Regions from separate parts of the Homo sapiens genome. Here region 2 is linked to region 1. Evidence: read pairs that join two places in POLR2A ChIA-PET (ENCODE). Cell type or tissue: OCI-LY7. All regions are shown on one strand. Links, peaks and the distances in the headings refer to the core of each region. The heading gives the core; the rest is flanking DNA. Region 1 holds the start of DNTT (DNA nucleotidylexotransferase). Region 2 overlaps BLNK (B cell linker).

What was found. ChIA-PET counts read pairs that join two places held together with the same protein. Peaks named below come from ENCODE experiments on the same cell type or tissue, not always from the same donor. Only the 100,000 strongest peaks of a DNase experiment are listed, where the experiment ranks them.
Region 2: POLR2A ChIA-PET joins it to region 1 with 6 read pairs; 2 of 35 experiments call an interaction of 5 or more read pairs at or near these places.

The regions. Positions count from the first base shown.
Region 1 is chr10:96,303,491-96,308,995 of GRCh38, forward strand. It overlaps DNTT (DNA nucleotidylexotransferase), which reads left to right and starts at 944. Exons shown (of 11, transcript NM_004088.4): 1 at 944-1,210. The coding sequence starts at 1,008. RefSeq lists an enhancer at 5,226-5,505. In OCI-LY7, for the core only: no CTCF peak of the experiment used is centred there; DNase peaks (open chromatin) are centred at 1,681 and 3,221; H3K4me3 peaks cover 878 bases; H3K27ac peaks cover 974 bases.
Region 2 is chr10:96,188,596-96,193,859 of GRCh38, forward strand. It overlaps BLNK (B cell linker), which reads right to left. Exons shown (of 17, transcript NM_013314.4): 17 at 576-3,497. The coding sequence ends at 3,378. It also overlaps a transcript of ZNF518A not described here and the pseudogene NPM1P25. Among named protein-coding and RNA genes, the nearest start is that of ZNF518A, 61 kb to the left of the region's middle. In OCI-LY7, for the core only: no CTCF peak of the experiment used is centred there; no DNase peak of the experiment used is centred there.

The sequences.
Region 1 (5,505 bases), core at 319-5,318:
CAGTGGTATTGTGAGGATCCTGTCAGCTAAGGCTGGTAGGTGCTTGCCTTGGCCGTGTAGTAGCTGCTCAGGAAATGAGATCTATAGAGTGTATTGGTGAAAGACAAATTTAATTTTGCACATAAAGTTATGAAAATGTCTCCTTATGGCAGTGGTTATCATCTAAAAGTCATACCATCCCACTGAAGAAGACCTATTTTAGGGTTTATAACAGACTACTCTCTGGACAACCTTAATCCACTTAAAAAACTAATATATGCATACAGCATTTGGAATCCAAAGAACTGAATTCAAGATATGGCTTGGCCCCTTATTCTGTGATCTTGAATAACTGAGCCTTGGTTCTCTTGCTTATAAAATGTACCTATGTAAGTGAACAGGTGGTAATACCCACCATGAAATACTATGGAGCAGTTAGAAGCAACAGAGCAATTAGAATACGGATCTGGAAAACATAGTTCCAAGTGAAATAAAAAGGTGATTGGCAAAATGAGAAATGTAACAATGCCATTTATGTAAAGTCAAAACAACCACAAGCAGAATATAACACCCATGCAAATAACAGACATCCAGTACAGTGTAATGATTGTCTACAAAAGGAGGAGAATGCAAGTGAGTTGGGAGGTTTAAAGGGGATCAATAAATAAAGACCACAGAAGGGCCTCAGTACATTTAGAAATAAATAACATGCAAACAATGATGCTTCCCTACCTTCCTCACGAGGTTACTCTGAGGAGCTAATGAGATTGTGCGTATGAAAACAAAAGTTAATTGACTGTCTTCATTATGATCTCCATATTGGACAAATGAACTGAACAGAGATAAAAATTCCCCATCACACTTTGGCAGGAAGCTGTTGCCAGGGCAGCACCTGTGAAGCCCTGGCCTGGCTTCAGAGTCTGCTGGTGAGATGACATCAAAACCCTTCGTGTAGGAGGGTGGCAGTCTCCCTCCCTTCTGGAGACACCACCAGATGGGCCAGCCAGAGGCAGCAGCAGCCTCTTCCCATGGATCCACCACGAGCGTCCCACTTGAGCCCTCGGAAGAAGAGACCCCGGCAGACGGGTGCCTTGATGGCCTCCTCTCCTCAAGACATCAAATTTCAAGATTTGGTCGTCTTCATTTTGGAGAAGAAAATGGGAACCACCCGCAGAGCGTTCCTCATGGAGCTGGCCCGCAGGAAAGGGTTCAGGGTTGAAAATGAGCTCAGGTAGGACAGCATCGATCTTGCTTTGTAAATAAGCAGAGGCTTTGTGAACAGCTTCTTGGGAACCCAAGGAACCTGTGTTTTCTTCCACATGTGGAAGAGGTGATCTTCCCACTGGGAGAACAGCAGATTTGAAATCAAAGAACAACTAGTTAAGGAAAACGAGATAAGTGGGGACTGAATACAATTATATTGAAACTAGTTGACACCAAAAGATGAGATAAATTTTTTGTTTTTTGCTTTTCACTCCTATGAGATGTGTTATTTAGGGATGATAAGCAGAACACTAATTGGAAAATTTAATGCTGAACCACTCAATTCTATTCTTGACCAATTTGAACAAAGTATCACTGGGTTCAACAAAAAAGTTTTGGCTACTTTGATGCAGAAAGATGATTTGGTTGCTTGGTTCTTACCTATACATCTGGGCGTGCTAAGGCAGCTAGCATCTGTGGTGGGCGAGGATGACTAGCCAGCTTACCACAGGCACCCAGATGTGGCCTTGACCACATTTTTCCAAAGAGTGGTCCTAGTGGGGTTCTTAGAAAGAGAGATGCTAGGTAAAGATGTATTCACTGTTAAGACAGCTCTGTCCAGGGATGACAGACATCACACTGAGTGAGATGTAATCAGAGCCCAGGCAAGGAGGCGATAGAAGCATTTGGACCACCTAGATTGGTTCACTCACTAATCCACTCACCTTGAACAGCAATTATTCTTGTTGTTTTTCTAACTTCTGTGTAAGCTCTTCACTGATCTCAAATAGATGAAGAGAAAACAAGCAAAATCCAGAAACAAATGGTATTAGAACCTTGACATAAGTGATGGTTCTGGATTAAACTGTTAAGGGGCTTGCAATGAAGGAGTAATGATTTATGCAGTTGACCGCTTTGACTGTGCAAGAAATAAATTGACCACAAATTTTCAGGCAAAACTATAAAAATTTTATGTGAAAGGACATTTTGATTGTATAAATAGTCTTTGATATTTGAAAATAAAACTGACAAGCATGTCATGCAGAAGAAATGTCAGCTTCCAAGTGTTGAGGAGACATATTTCAAAAGTCAATTTTCAGATATGTTAATGTTCGCAACACCCTGATTCATATGACATTGACTTTTCATTCATTTTTTGCTAAAATGCCCCATTCAGAAATTCCTGAATTTCCTATGGCCCTTCTTCCACCTGATTTCTCTTTGCAAGGTCTCCTTTTCTCTCTTGCTGCCTCTCTGTAACCTCCTACAGCCACTCTGAATCTCATTTTCTAACATCCTTTCCAAGAAAATCCTAGATTTCATCTAACTGTTAAGCCTGCCTGATATTACAGACTTACATAGAAGGCTAGAGTTGGAGAAGACAGGAAGATTATATAGGTAAAGAAGCCAAAAAAATAGATTTTTTTTTTTTTTTTTTTGAGACAGAGTCTTGCTCTGTTGCCCGGGTTGGAGTGCAGTGGCACAATCTCGGCTCACTGCAACCTCCGCCTCCCAGGTGCAAGTGATTCTCCTGCCTCAGCCTCCCAAGTAGCTGGGACTACGGACACGCGCCACCACAATCAGCTAATTTTTGTGTTTTTAGTAGAGACGGGGTTTCACTATGTTGACCAGGATGGTCTCTATCTCCTGACTTTGTAATCCGCCTGCCTTGGCCTCCCAAAGTGCTGGGATTACAGGCATGAGCCACCACGTCTGGCCAAAAATAGATTTTTTGGAAAAGAAATTAAAAGCCTTAGCAAATATGGAACTGCTTTTCATGGTAAAGAAATTTGACAAGGGTTAGGCAGGAAGGAAAGAACCAGAAGCACCACTTACTGGAAAGCTCTCCATTGAAACGTCCAAGCTTCCAGCAAGGACCCGCTGATTTATTATAGACACAGCAATGAATACATACAAGGCGGCTGAGGCAGGCACTCAGGGAGATGATGGGAGGTAAGTTTCTTCTGTTGGCAGGACAGCTGAAGAGGCAGCTACATGCCCCAGATGCCTGCTGCCAGGGACCAAGCCCAGCTGCTCAGGCGGCGGAGGAAGCTCACTGGTGCATGGTGAGCAAACTGCCGCTGTGCATGTGATGATGGCAAAGTTCCCAGGCTGGTAGCTCAGAAGACACATTAAATACAAATGTGCTCTATGGCGCAAAAATAAACCACAGGAAGTAGAAGTCCTAGGTCTCAAACGGAATTTCTGTGCATAGATATATAGACTTTAATTGGATAGAGAAATAAAAATTATTGTAGGGGACAAATCTCTAGATACGAAATTTAGAAACCTCAAATCCTGGCTCTGAGCCTCCCCAGCCATGGGGTATGGGACAAGGTCCCCTCTCTCCCGACTGATTTTAATATCCTGATAAATGGCCTATCTGATGTGATCACCAAATGAGATAATGCATGTCAATGTGCTTTGATAAATTAAAACAGTTAGACAAATGTAAAGTGTAATTATTTTCTTGTGAATTGCTGGATCCATTGACCTTTACAGCAAAACCCTAAGGAATGGGCTCTCCCTCCACAATATGAACAAGGTCAAATGATATCAACAAATAGAACAAAGACAGGAAAGAAACCCGTCAACATGTTATAACTGGTTTTTTGGGAGTGGGGGTTGGTAGGGAGAGATTATGGCTGTTTTTATTTTCTGGGTTTTCCAGTTTTTTTTTTTTTTTTTTTTTTTTTTTTTTTGAGACGGAGTCTCGCTCTGTCCCAGGCTGGAGTGCAGTGGCACGATCTCGGCTCACTGCAACCTCCACCTCCCAGGTTCAAGCGATACTCCTGCCTAAGCCTCCTGAACAGCTGGGACTACAGGCACGCGTCAGCACGCCCAGATAATCTTTTTTATTTTTAATAGAGTTGGGGTTTCACGATGTTGGCCAGGATGGTCTCGATCTCTTGACCTCGTGATCCGCCCGCCTTGGCCTCCCAAAATGCTGGGATTACAAGCGTGAGCACCGTGCCTGGCCTCCAATATATTTTTTACAATAAGCATATATATATGTATGTGTGTGTGTGTGTGTATATATATATATATATATATATATATAAGCATATATATGTGTGTGTGTGTGCATATATATATATATATATATTTTTTTTTTTTGAGGCAGGGTCTTGTTCTGTCACGCAGGCTGGAGTGCAGTGGTGCCATCTCGGCTCACTGCAACCTCCGTCTCCCAGACTCAACGGATCCTCTCACCTCAGCCTCCCAAGTAGCTGGGACTACAGATGCGGGCCATGCCCGGCTAATTTTTGTAGAGATGGGGTTCCGCCATGTTGCCCAGGCTGGTTTTGGACTCCTAGCTCCTGCCTTCACCTCCCAAAGGATTACAGGTGTGAGCCACCGTGCCCAGGCTACAATAAGCATGTACTTTAAAAATAAAAATAACAAAGAAAGCTGTTTTTTCAGCTGATAGGCAACAGTTTTCATTGTTCCTAACACATTCTTTGGCTGTCAGAAGGATTAAATTAGAGAAGAAACCTGATTCCTGCTTTACTTGGGCCTGAACACACAAATTAGAAATGGTGTACCTCAAAGTGTTGCACTGTCTGGAGCTATTTCATTCTGCAACATGCATGCAACATAATTGGGTGGAGCTTTGCTAACATTTATGCTATATTGCAAAATACGTGCCATTCAATGTGCCATAGGAAGCTGGTCTTAAAACGTAGATAAGGGAAAGTATTAAAACCCTTGAGGCATTTTTGCATATTTATGAAAAGAATACTGAATTTTATTCCATGGCTAACTTCCTAAATTTTAGAGCAATTTGCCACCCGGGTCAAGCTGGAGAAGGATCAGAACCTACTGCTTGTCACTTTCTTATTTCATCCTGAGTTCCAATACGTGGAGCTATTTTAAAATTTCATTCTGTTATCAACCCTCCTCCATAAACACATTAGTGTCACTCGAGTCCATGTGAAGAGACCACCAAACAGGCATTGTGTGAGCAACAAGGCTGTTTATTTCACCTGGGTGCAAGCGAGCTGAGTCTGAAAAGAGAGTCAGCAAAGGGTGGTGGGATTATCATTAGTTCTTACAGGTTTTGGGATAGGCGGTGGAGTTAGGAGCAATGTTTTGTGGGCAGGGGGCGGATCTCAACAAAGTACATTCTTAAAGGTGGGGAGAATTACAAAGAACCTTCTTAAGGGTGGGGGAGATTACAAAATACATTCGTTAGGGTGAGGCAGAAACAAATCACAATGGTGGAATGTCATCAGTTAAGGCTATTTTCACTTCTTTTGTGTATCTTCAGTTGCTTCAGGCCATCTGGATGTATACGTGCAGGTCACAGGGGATATGATGGCC
Region 2 (5,264 bases), core at 265-5,264, 110 kb before region 1:
TACTACAAACAGATGCTTTGCTTTACCAAAAAATTACCCCAGTTTCCCAGTTTAAATTGTGAGTCATCCTTTCTAGTACATTCAAAATGATTCAATGGTTTTCCTAAAAGGAGAAAAAAAACCTTTCCATACAAAATTTCCCAAACCCCTATATACCTGAATGTAAAAAATGCATATAAATTTTATTAGGTTTCTATGGCCGCCATAATAAACTGGGTGGCTTAAAAAGCCAGAAATTTATTGTCTTCAAGTACTGGACACTCAAAGTCCAAAATCAAGGTGCCACCAGGGCCATGCTCCCTCTAAAACCCGGAGGGAAGTCTGTTCTTGCCTCTTCCTAGCTTCTGATGGTTTGCAGGCAATCTTTGGTGCTCCCAGGCCTACAGATGCATCACTCCAGTCCCTCATCTTCATGTCGTAATCTTTTTTTTCAATAGAAACCATGCTACTTTATTAAAATGCCAAGTTTTAGTTCACATGTATATTTTTGTCTCCCCACCATTTCCATGTTCTGACCACTGCTACTACTATGTCCTATCATAACATTCCATACATATTTAAAACCAAGCAAAGGGTGAAGTTCCATCTTTAATAATGAAACAGGCATTTTGGACAACACATTCTTGGCAATGGAACCTGGACAACATTTATTAAACACAGTAGGGAAAGTTCTCACTCTGCATTATAGAAAGGACAGCCAGATATTGACTGTTAGAGAAATGAAATAAGATGGAAAAATGTTAACAAATTGTTTAAACTATTTTCTAAAGAGACTTCCTCCACTGCCAGGATCTTGAATAGTCTCCTGGTCAGTTGTCCGGAAGCAATTCTTCACATAATTGATGAACTTGGCTTCCACTTTGGGAAGAGAACCACCTTTTTCTATACTTGCTTGCATTTTTGATTTAATGTCTTCTACAGAACTAGGCCCTTTTGGTGTTTTACGAGTTTTTTCCTGTTTTTTGAAGGATTCTTGTCCTTTTAATCTTGGTGTTGATGATGGGTTTGAGTGTTTTCTATTCTGATTTGACTTTTGTGCATTTTTGGCTGGAGTATGTAGATTTCTTCAATGGTGCTTTTTCTTCAGTTTCCTCATCATCAAAATCATCATCATCATCATCATCATCATCATCATCATCTTCATCAGCAGCAAGTTTTACTTTTATTCTCTGGAATCTTGCTACCACCTCCAGGGACAGATCACTTTCCAGATATCCTTAAGAGTTTCACATCCTCCTCCTCTTCATCTTCTGACTCTGCATCTTCCTCCACAGCTACTAAATGCTGTCCACTAATATGCACTGGCCCTGAACCACACTTCAACCATAAAAGCACTGGTGGTGTTATTTCAAAGACCCCAAGGGAAACTGTTGGCTGTACAGACATTTTCAAAGGTGCCAGTGTTATTTAATTGGACTGCCTTCATAATTCATTGCCTCTGCTTCAACAATGTGCAGTTCATCCTTTGCACCAGCCCCTAAACTGACCGTTCTTAAGGATAACTGGTGCTCATTTTCATCATTATCCACCTTAAAGTGATCATCTTTGTCGGCCTTTAGTTCACAACTGAAAAGATAGTTCTGGGCCTCAGGGGGCTCACGTCCATGTCCATCGAATCTTCCATCAGGTGGCGGCACACACTTAGGTGGGAGAGAAAGCAGACGGAGATAAACGACCACTGCTCAAGAGAACAGCCATACAGGATGGAATCACGCCAGTAGTATTGTTCCTGTGTGTCTCTTCATATAGTCTTCTCTCTGTGCCTGCATCCAAATTTCCTAATTTTATAAGGACACCAGCCATTGTATTAAGGCCCACCCTACTGACCTCATCTTACCTTGACTATATCTGTAAAGACCTCATTCCCAAATAAGGTCACATTCTGAGATATGTGGCCTTATGGATTAGGACTTCAACATATCTTTTTGAGGGGACCACAGTTCAATCTGTAACATAGGTGGCAATTATGAAAGTTTATGACATTTAAATATACAATTATCTTTAGAAGTGAGTCATGAGTTACCCTGAAATTATTACCTTCTGGCCTTTCAACATACTTTCATAGATTGCTATCTTATGCAGTGGCCAAGTGTGTTCCCCATTTAATTATTAGACTTAATTAGCTGCTTTATCACTTCACTGCTGTCTGAAGTACACAGTAGAAATATATGACAAAGTATGATACATTTCTGGGATGATCTAAGACCTTGGACCTGATTCTCCACGATGGTATCTCTTTTATTCCTTGGTGTTCACCAATGTCTGCTTTTCTGCTCTTGTTTTGTGGGATATTTCTCTAGGAACTGGCTTTTAGTCTAGCTTTGCTGTCATTCCACTTTGAAACTTGATATGGTTTGGCTGTGTCCTCACCCAAATCTCATCTTGAATTGTAGCTCCCATAATCCCCACGTGCCATGGGAGGGACCTGGTGGGAGGTAACTGAATCACGCGGGCAGGTTTTCCCATGTTGTTGTGATAGTGAGTAAGTCTCATGAGATCTGATGGTTTTATAAAGGGCAGTTCCCCTGCACATGCTCTCTTGCCTGCCACCATGTAAAACATGCCTTTGCTTCTTCTTTGCCTTCTGCCATGATTGTGAGGCCTCCCCAACCATGTGGAACTGTGAGTCCATTAAACCTCTTTTTTTTTTTTTTTTTTTATGTAAATCACCCAGTCTTGAGTATGTCTTTATTAGCAGCGTGATAATGGACTAATACAAACCTCATATCAAGTTTAGGTTCTATTTGATAGACATGTAGATCAAAGAGGGTATAATTATCTTTAGTAAGCAAAACTAACAGCATAATCCTAGACAAGAACTTATAGAAAGTTCATATCCATATATATATATATCCCATGGTTGAGAGTGCTCACAAAAAGGAACCATTACATCCTTCTTGCCTATACTTACAGATATCATACATTACCTTTAATACCTTATTTTCTACAAATTAAAATTTTAACCAAGACTTAATTGTCAAGCATTGGCAGTGGAGAGCCCAGCTACATTAGTGTACCAATGATCATTGTGGAGGTTTAAATTTCCAGCCACTTTGTTTTATGCAAGAGCATTATTTTCTTATTTTGATAATATACTTTACACTTATTTTTAAAAATAAAAATATTTATTTGGAAAATATTAGTAGCATGATAACTCAACCTCACCAGATATTAACAGTTCATCAGGTCAGGCAATAGAACAAGTCCACATGAGCTTCTTAAAAAGAAATGGATGACCACTTCAATAGCTGACTCCATCTTCCATTTTATTACTGGATGATTCATAATCCAAAATATGAAGTTTTGGGACTTTTTCTCAAAAGGAGAAACTTTGGGAAAGTGTCTGAAGCAATGGTATTGATCTTTTTTTTCCCCCTTTATGAAACTTTAACTGCATACTTCAGTCTGGTGGAATCTTTTGTGTTATTCTGACTGTCAATAAGAACCAAAGGACTATGTTGATGATTCCTGATGATTTCAGCAACACTTCCAAAGTACTAGAGGAAGAAAACATAGATGAATTATACTTTGGCATTTGTGTTAAATTTGAGCTCCACTCCTCCCATCTTCTCTCATTCTCAAGTTAGTAAAAGTTATTACACCCCAGCTGACATTCTGCACAAAAAAATCTAGTTTAACAAAGGCTGTAACCTTCAAGGTGGCAGACCTTGGACTTTGCTGTATTAAGTACGAAGAAAAACACACTGACAGCCTCAATTAGCATAGCTACTTAGAGAGATTACTTCACTGAGTTATGATAAAATATTATAGTATATTGCTTTTTATTTACCGTTAAATGTAAAACTATCATACAACGCATTTTTCTACATTCTTTACAAAACATAGATCATCTCTTACTTTGCACAAGTCTCAGATACAAGAATTGATGTAATAAATTAACCTTAGAAATTTAGTACAAGGAAATAGTCATCTCCTAAACAAAATTATGTTTTGTTTTCTTTTTTAAACAAATAAAGAAAGCTTTATAAACCTTCATATTTCCATTTTTACTTGGTTCCTGGTAAGCTTAGAGTTAACTTAGTGCCTAATTAATAATGAAATTTCATGCTAGGCTCTCTCCATACATACTTATTTTTCCAAATTTTGATCCTTGTTGTCTATGGGTTTTAATTTAAAATTATCACAAATTTTGTTCTGAAAAATAATTAAAGTTTTGAAGGAAAGATAAAAACAAATGTAACACAGATCATGAAATTAAATTCATTGAGTATACAAAAGTGCTACAAGTTCACACTCATTAAATGTATTTAGAATCACTTTTTAAAAGTGGTGATTGTTTTACAACAGTGCCATGAGTTTAGCAGTTACTATCAATTGATTTTATTTTCTCGATTTTTTAGATAAAGACAAACATCCACAGTAAAATTTTTAAGTGTTTATTAATTGTTTGGATGACTTCCAAGTAGCTACATATTGAATAAAGTAAAATATTCAGAATATTGGCCAACATTTCCAAATGAAATACCAGTTGTCTTTTAGATAATTGGCTAGCTGAATATTCAGTCAGGGAGAGAGGTAAGAGACAGGGACTTTCAAATACCTTTAGTCTTTATTCTTTACTTCCTATTCAATCATTCAGCCATCTTGCAATTGCCAAAGAAATTCTTTCATTATAAATCCCATTAAACATTCATTCTGCTTGTTTGGCATAATATGTTGCTAAACCAAATGCAGTTGAAAGTTAAAGTTATGGACTCAAGGGCCAGAAAACGAAATAGCACAATCTCTTTGAAGTGGATTACAAGGGAAAAAGTGTGTCCTGAACCTAGGAAGCATAGGAGAGGATTGCTGTACTTATACAAACAAATATCTCATTCCGTCCCTCTAGTCCCTGAATATTTGTGAGTATTGCCTTGTTGTGGTGTTCGGGGATTGAAGTGTGTGCAGTAGGGAGTTGAGCTGAGTTGAAACATTTGAAGTAGGGAATGAAGTTGAAGAATATTTGTGATTTAATTTAAAAAAGAATTGGGCATAACATAGTTACAGCTTCCCCTCACTCTCCTTTTTTTCTGTTTTTATTAATTCAGTGTATTTGAGACAGATACATTCAGTGTATTTGTGGACAGAAAAACAACGTATTGGCCACTAAGATAAAGCAGACAGTTGTCAAAACTGTAAAATTACTCAATGTTGTATCACACAGTGCCAAAATAGCTGCATAAACAGTTAAATAGTTAATGAATTGGTTACTTTTTCTAGCCATGTACACACAAATACACACAGACTTTCAGAAAAACTCCACA